2 separate regions of the Mus musculus genome follow, and region 1 is linked to region 2. The links are chromatin contacts, found by Hi-C or POLR2A ChIA-PET in ENCODE. All regions are on one chromosome and are shown on one strand. Each heading gives the region's core, a stretch centred on a gene start or an enhancer-like site at or near the end of the contact. The rest is flanking DNA. Distances are from core to core; before and after follow the strand shown. Region 1 has its middle 9.1 kb from the start of Gm39858. Region 2 holds the start of Nfe2l2 (nuclear factor, erythroid derived 2, like 2).

The links. A loop is a pair of places that touch in the nucleus more often than their neighbours do. ChIA-PET counts read pairs that join two places held with the same protein, here RNA polymerase II (POLR2A).
Region 1: POLR2A ChIA-PET joins it to region 2 with 44 read pairs in Patski. The contact joins the enhancer-like site here to the promoter of Nfe2l2 in region 2. A Hi-C loop is called at or near these places in 11 of 37 maps with a recorded cell type or tissue (T-helper 2 cell, gastrocnemius, heart and 2 more). POLR2A ChIA-PET finds 5 or more read pairs at or near these places in 4 of 5 experiments (Patski and embryonic stem cell).

What each region holds. Positions count from the first base shown.
Region 1 is chr2:75,640,962-75,645,177 of GRCm38, forward strand. No RefSeq gene overlaps it. Among named protein-coding and RNA genes, the nearest start is that of Gm39858, 9.1 kb to the left of the region's middle. Within about 2 kb of position 2,375, at least 1 of the 3 ENCODE cell types and tissues checked has a DNase peak (open chromatin) inside an H3K27ac peak, as active enhancers do; it is heart, where a contact is called at or near this core.
Region 2 is chr2:75,703,188-75,707,106 of GRCm38, forward strand. Nfe2l2 (nuclear factor, erythroid derived 2, like 2) reads right to left here and starts at 1,476. Exons shown (of 5, transcript NM_010902.4): 1 at 1,177-1,476. The coding sequence starts at 1,221. It overlaps E030042O20Rik (a long non-coding RNA gene), which reads left to right and starts at 3,698. Exons shown (of 2, transcript XR_003953858.1): 1 at 3,698-3,919.

The DNA of each region.
Region 1 (4,216 bases), core at 1,125-3,624, 61 kb before region 2:
ACTGAACGAGTGACCTTCGCTCCCCCTGCTATCCTCGATCTCACTACTGCCTGAGACTTCACCTACTCATCATTGTGCTGACATTCTGGCAGAAGAAACTCATACTCGAAATGATCTGAAGGATCAGATCAGCCTTGGCCTGAGAGTTTGAGCTGGTACACGGATGGCAGTAGCCTGGAGGTTAAGGGTAAGCGGAAGGCGGGGACAGCAGTGCAGTGGTGGACAGAAAGCAAGTGATCTAGGCCAGCAGCCTCCCTAAAGGGACTTCAGCCCACAAAGCCAAACTTGTGGCTTTAATACAAGCTCTGTAAATGGTAAAAAAAAAAAAGTCTACACGGACAGCAGGTATGCTCTTGCCACTGTACAGAGCAATATACAGACAAAGAGAACTGTTGACATCTGCAGAGAAAGACCTAAGATGCTGTGGCTAAAAGAAATCAGATGGCAAATCTAACCGCCCAGGCATCCTAAAGAGCAATGATCCTGACAGTCTGAAGACTATCAAGTTATAGACAAATTAAGACTGGTAAAAAAAACCCTGTATAAAATAGTAAAAACTGAAAAAAGAAAACTAGTCCTCTCATGAGAAGACAGACCTGACATCTACTGAAAAATAGACTTTACTGGAAAAAATATGTGTATGAATACCTTCTAGTTTTTGTGAACGTTCTCAAGATGGATAAAAGCTTTTCCTTGTAAAACTGAGACTGATCAGATAGTCATCAAGAAGATTGTTAAAGAAAATTTTCCAAGGTTCGGAGTGCCAAAAGCAATAGTGTCAGATAATGGTCCTGCCTTTGTTGCCCAGGTAAGTCAGGGTGTGGCCAAGTATTTAGAGGTCAAATAAAAATTCCATTGTGTGTACAGACCTCAGAGCTCAGAAAAGATAAAAAAGAATAAATAAAACTCTAAACAGACCTTGACAAAATTAATCCTGGAGACTGGCACAGGCTTACTTGGTGCCCCTTCCCCTTGCCCTATTTAAAACTGAGAATACTCCCTCTTGATTCGGTTTTACTCTTTTCAAGATCCTTTATGGGGCTCCTATGCCCATCACTGTCTTAAATGATGTGTTTAAACCTATGTTGTTATAATAATGATCTGTATACTAAGTTAAAAGGCTTACAGGTGGTGCAGAAAAAAGTCTGGTCACAACTGGCTACAGCGAACGAGCTGGGTACCCCAAGGACATCTTACCAGTTCCAGCCAGAGATCTGATCTACGTACACCTGCGTCATGCTGAGACCCTCAAGCCTCACTAAAAGGGTCCCTGCCTAGTTCTGTTTACTAATCTGCCTTATTCTGTTTCTGTTCCCATGTTAAAGATAGAGTAAATGCAGTATTCTCCACATAGAGATATAGACTTCTGAAATTCTAAGATTAGAATTACTTACAAGAAGAAGTGGGGAATGAAGAATGAAAAATTACTGGCCTCTTGTGAGAACATGAACTTTCACCTCGGAGCCCACCCCCTCCCATCTAGAAAACATTTTTGAGATAAAGGCCTCCTGGAACAACCTCAAAATGACATTGCCAAATGATAAGACATGACTCCTTAGTTACGTAGGTTCCTTGATAGGACATGACTCCTTAGTTACGTAGGTTCCTTGATAGGACATGACTCCTTAGTTACGTAGAATCCTTTGGCAGAACCCCTTGTCCCTTGGCAGAACTCCCTAGTGATGTAAACTTGTACTTTCCCTGCCCAGTTCTCCCCCCTTTGAGTTTTACTATATAAGCCTGTGAAAAATTTTGGCTGGTCGTCGAGACTCCTCTACCCTGTGCTAAGGTGTATGAGTTTCGACCCCAGAGCTCTGTGTGCTTCCATGTTGCTGCTTTATTTCGACCCCAGAGCTCTGGTCTGTGTGCTTTCATGTTGTTGCTACTTTATTAAATCTTACCTTCTACATTTTATGTATGGTCTCAGTGTCTTCTTGGGTACGCGGCTGTCCCGGGACTTGAGTGTCTGAGTCGAGAATCTTTCAATCCCAGAACCTATAACTGCCTGTAACTCCATCTCCAGGGGATCCTACCCCTCTGACTTCCACAGCACCTCTACACACATAGCATATACTCACAGACACACAAATGTACATGATTTATATTTTTTTCTTTCCTTTTTTCTTTATTTTAAAGAAAGAGAGGGAGGGGAAATGGGAGAAACGGCAGGAATTTCAGGGAAACAACTTCAGCAACATGGAAAGCCACCACTGGGCAGTGAGCTAATGAGGTAGGAAAAACAGTGACTAAATGCCACCTTCCCTTGAATCCTATTTCTGTTAGTCAGAGCTCATTCTGGCTATAGCTAAGACCCAAGTCCTTTGCATTGCATCATCCAAAGGCCTGGGCAATCATCTATGAAACTGGATACCTTGGTCTTTGATGTAATGTTTCATCAAAAGCCAGGCATTCCAAACGCATGACTGTTAGAGCAGCTGCCAAGAAAAATCAACATCCTGGACATGAAACAGCAGAACTATGGCTCTGAAGCAAACAGTCAACCACGGTGATGCCCAAGGCACAGCTGGCAGACCTGTGGCCTTGGAAGTCTGAAAGAGTGCCAATGGCAAAATGTGTCTCCTGGACATACATGCCCATCAAGGTGCAAAGGACAAGAAATTCTGCTTTCTCTGAATCCTTCCTGGCACTCTCTGAGGCAGTGTGATATCTCTCTGGCCACCCATGTCACACAGGGGGCCGAGCAGTACAAAGTAGATTTTCTACGTTCCCAGTAAAATCCAAGCGGTAAATAATCTATGTCTTAAGTAGTATACTTTATGGCAATTGTACACACTCATCAAAGGATTCAAGCATGCAGCTTTCACACACAAGTAGGCTATTGGCCAATTACTCTTTAGTAAAACAAAGCTGATTATAAACTACAATAGAAATGTTAATAGAAAAGTAAAATTGGGATTATCACCTCCTCATCTCTCAAGACCTCTTGACGAAGCAGTGATGGGTGTGGTGGCCCATGCCTATAATCTCAGCATTTAGGAGGCTTAAGCAGGAGGATCAAGACTCCAAGGTCACCCTCGGTTACAAGTTCAAAACCAGGCTGCCCTATGAGGCTCTGTTAAAACCGAAACCAAAGAAACGACCCCTAGAAGAAAGTAACTCATTCCAATTTCTCTGCTCACTGACTCCTTCCCACTGCAGGCTCATCCCTTTGGGGACAGGGTCAAGAGAGCGGTGACATCTGTAGGACATGAGTCATGGGTATAAGCGAAGACTACTCACAGGCTTTTCTTACCCCTATTTTCCTCCTACTTGATTCCTTACCAGGAGGGCCCCTTTCGAGCATTTAAGGGGTTAAGTACACAGGCATGGCACAATTCAGGAAAGACAAACACAGTGAAGGGACATTGCTGGCTTTGTGGGGGTGTTCCAGGCTATTTTGTTGAATTTAGGAGTGCCAGAAAGCCAGGAAATTATTTAGAAGAAACAGAAAAATTGTGCATCTTGCTGTAGACAGTTGAGAGCAATGGGTTTGACTCTGTTATTCTGTTCCTTTCCATGAGATTCTAGGGTGGTGTGAGGATGGATGGCTTGCTGTCTCTAGGTGACACTCTGGCACTTGGAGTGATAGTGTACATATTATTTCTGAAAAAAAATTTAAAGATTTTATGTTTGCCATACAGCATTTTTGGTTTATCATCTTATGAAATTTAGCCAAGAAATTGGTATTCAACAGCTGATACTGAAGAACAATAAAAAGTCACAGAAAAACAGGAACTGTATGTGACTTAAAAAACAAACAAACAAACAAACAAAACTTAAACTGGGCAGTGATAGTGCACACATTTACCCCAGCACTTGGGAGGCAGAAGCAGGTGGATTGGTGAGTTTGAGGTTAGCCTGGACTACAGAGTGAGTTCCAGGACAGCGAGGGCTACATAGAGAATCCTTGACTTGAAAAACAGAAATACCTCGAAAAAACAAAAAAAAGAAAAAAAAGTATCAAACAAAACAAAACAAACAAACAAACAAACAAACAAAAAACCCTGAGCTTTTAGACCCATAATGGCTGGCAGATCTCTCTGAGTTTGAGGCCAATATAGGCTTAGATTTTTCAAAACCTACTTTATAAGGGTAATTAAACATTTCAACCTCCATTCTAGTCCACCTTCCAGAGGTAGGAGGAAAGAAAGATTAATGGGAAATTGGGGGGTGTGGACCTGTTTAGAAGTACTTCTTTGGGGCAGTTCCGACCTTT
Region 2 (3,919 bases), core at 226-2,725:
GTCTTCAAAGTGCGCAACATGCTAAGAAAATTGAGGCAGAATCTCAAACAGCAAAGAAAAATGTATTAAGGACACAAGCGAGGGATAATAAATAAATGTCTAAAAGCAAAACTTCTGCAACAGTATAAAAAGCAACAAATTCTAATCTATTACTCTTACCCTTGACGGCAAGGACCAGAATATCCTGCCTTATACATTTTGGTATTACAACTCTGTAATGCTAAATCCAAAGACAAAGCCGCCCAGGGGAAAATAACAATTGCGCAACTGATCAACAGCTCCAACTTGTCCCTTGGCCCCAGAGCAGCGAGGTTTGCACGCTATAGAGCAGGAAAGGGCCAACCGAGGGCCTCTGTGACTGCCAACTGGCCGATGTAAGCCAGCCAGAAGCCACAGCCTCGCACACTACGTGGGGCCCCGCGGGTCACCATACTCAGAACACACAGCCCAGCATGGGGCCCACTCGGACCTCGGAGCCCGCCGCCCAGGTCTGCACGTCCTTGCGCCCGGCGCGAGGCCATTCCCGGGTTCCCAGGCTGAAGGAGCGTGCGGAGCCCTGCCGGCAGGCCGCCCGTCGGGGCGCCAGAGCACGAGGGCCACCCGGTGACTTTCTCCTCCGCCCCCGGAGGGCTGGGCTTTTCTGGATCAAGACGGACAGGCGTGATCTTACAGACCAGCTCTCGGGCTGAGGCCGTAGACGGCCGAGCTCACCAAGTCGTAGAACGGGGGTTGGGGAGGGCTTCGGGCGGACGCCGAGGAGAGACCTCAGCTCCCCCGAGCGCGGCCCCGTGACTAGGCACATTTTTACCGGCACCGAATCAGGGAAACTACGCTGCCCCGGAAAAGGCCGGGCGGCGCCGGTTTAGACCGCCAGCATCCACCCCCCTCCCGCCTCTGCGCCTCCCACCCAGCGAGGTGGTGGTGTCTCTGCCTGGCCCCACGAAGTCAGAGCTTCCTCCACACCCCAACCTCGCCGCCCCTGGAGACCTCAGGCTCGGACCCCACTCTCGTCGCGGCCCCAACATCCTCCGTTGCCCTCCCAGCTCGGCGGGGCAGTTCCCAGGCCCTGCCGTCGTAGTCCTGGCTCAGACTGTCCCTCCCTCCCGGAGCCACTATCCCCTCGAGCTCCTGCCGGCTTCTTGGCACAGCCCAGGGGCCCGAAGGTTGGGGCAGCACCTGCTGGGACTGTAGTCCTGGCGGTGGCAACTCCAAGTCCATCATGCTGAGGGCGGACGCTGTGGTAGGGCTCCCCGACGGCGAGGCTACTTGCAGCAGAGGTGAGGCGGCGGCAATGGCTAGTCCGAGCAGCGGAGAACTAGGAGATAGCCTGCTCGCTGGAGTGGCAGGCCAGCCTTAGTCCGCCCCGCCCCCGCCCCCTGGGGGCGGAACAAGGACCTAGGGACGGGACAAGAACTTAGAGGCGGAGAAAAGGCTAGGGCAAGAGGCAAGGGCCAGAGGCAGGACAAGGGCATGGAGGCGGGGTAAGGGGCGGGGCAAGAGCTTGGAATCGCGTACAGGGGCAGGGCAAGGACCCGAGGGCCCCCCGCAAAGGCCTAGGGCGGGGCAAGGGGAGGGGGGGACAAGACGGGGGCCAGTGGAAGGAGCAAGAGCCCGAGGGCGGGGCATGGACCTGAGTGCTTCCGGCCGGAGTTCCCGCGTTCCCCTCGACCCCCCACTGTTGATCCTCCTCTCGCTGTCCGGGGCATGGCGGAGTCAGGTGGGCTGAAGTCGCACGGGGGGCGGAGCGCGAGCAGGAGGCCTTCGGCCCCCCCAGTCCTCTGTAGGACAGCACCCCCTTGCTAGAGATTAGCAGCTGTTTGCCGAAGGTCGCTCCAGCCCTGGCTCTTTGAAGCAGTTTAAACAGTTGGTGCAAGCACACCGGGAGCCCCGGCCCGTGCGCTGCTATCGGAGCTGCCACTCCCTGATTTGGACCTGCAGAACCTTGCCCGCTTTATCTCGCTCCACCGGCTGACTGTGGCGCCAGTTTCGGGGTTAGGGCTCTGAGCTGGGACCCGGACTTTGCAAGAGGCCAACTGCCCTCTGGCCCCAGGTCCCATTCAGTTGCTGGTGCTCAAACACCTCTGCCCCAGGGAGATGGATGAGTCCACGCTGCAAACTCGTGCTCGCTTACTCGAAGGCCCTCCACTTCTCCCACGTGCCCTGGGCTCGGGGCCCAAGCGGTCACTCAGTATCACTTCATCCACCCAGAGCCCAGCAAGCGGGCACAGCTCTAACAGAATCACCGAAGTGGATTCTAAGACTCTCAGGGTTCCTTTACACGTACTTACTCTATTTGGGAATTTTGAGGTATGATCTCATAAGGCCCCACCTCTCAAGCTGTTTTTAGAGCAGCGTTTCTCAACCGTCGTAATGCAGCGACCCTTTAATATAGTTCGTGTTGTGGTGACCTCCAACTAGAAAAGTATTTTTGCTGCTACTTCATAACTAATTTTGTTGCTATAAATTGTAATGTAAGTATCGGATGTGCAAAATATCTGAGATGCTTGGGGTGGCTCTCCACAGGCTGAGAACTGTACCATAGACTCTGCCACTTGGGTTTGGTGGTGGTGGTGGTGGTAGTGACTGTTTTCACAACGTTCATTCCCAAACATACTTCTTTAACTGCCCCCGAAAAAAAATCCAATTTCTAAAATAGTTATATGGGCTTAGAAAAAAAATCGAGGGATGTTTTAATGTGTTAATAGTTGAAAACCCAGAGTATTTTTATCTTTCTCTTTGTTGTTTTAAGTATGTTTGAACACAAATATCTTCTTTTGAATTTTTTTTTTTTTTTTTGGTTTTTTAAGACAGGGTTTTTCTGTGTAGCCCTGGCTGTCCTGACACTCACTCTGTAGACCAGGCTGGCCTAGAACTCAGAAATCTGCCTGCCTCTGCCTCCCAAGTGCTGGGGCTAAAGGTTTGCGCCACCACTGCCTGGCTTGAAATGTATTTTAAAAACCACTACCCTATTATGGGCCTGGGGTCAGTTAGAGATTCAACAATCTGACAAAGAAAGGTCTCTTACTCAGATCCTAGCGCTAGGTCTCCAGCTGAGACTCAGGACTTCTGAATGCAATGCTCAGCCATTTGTTCTCTCACAAACAGAATGCAAACAGAATCTCCTTCTCCAGCAAAACAGAAACAGCAGTAAAAAAAATTTAACCCTTAACGGCCCTTAACATTTGGAGGTCTAATTTTGCTTTATAGTTCTCTGGAGCACCGAAAATTTAAACTTTTAAACATAAAGTTAGCCAACAACATAATATTTCATAGTATTAATGCTGCAGGGGCCAACCTCTGTCGGCAGGAGAGCTAAGGGCCTTGTGACAACTGAAAGCAGAGTTACTAGCCAGGAAGAACCTGAGAAAGGAAATGGGAGGCTTTTACTTCCTCCTTGTAGGGCCTTTTCCCTCTCTCTGTGATGCCAAACCAAACTGAATAGTTTGCTTAGTAGTTTGCGTAGAAGCAGCACGTTTCCCCAAGGTCATACAGTAATCTCTGTGTTGTGCATAAAGCAGATCAAGTGCCCTACCATGCTGTTGGAGTACCTCGGTTAATGAATCGACCTGTTCTTCTAATTTTACAGTAGACTTTTCTAATGCAAATAAATCCTGGGTTATCTGACATCTTACATTTTTGTAAATGACACCAAGCCATTGTTGTAGCTGTTGCCGGAAGAATGGCTGCCAACTGTTAGAAGGGCAGCTGACAATCCTAAGTTTTCTATGAGGGATAGAAGGGGAGGAACTGCATTTTTCTGCTCCAGGGGGCTGGAGAGATTTGCAAAAACAAGTACTCTCTCCATGCCACACTGTCGCATACAAACATCTGAGGAATACTAGAGACAAAAGTTGGGGCTTTGATACATACGCCAAAGAGCTAAAAGCAGGGATGTGATCACATGCAAACCAAAGAGTTT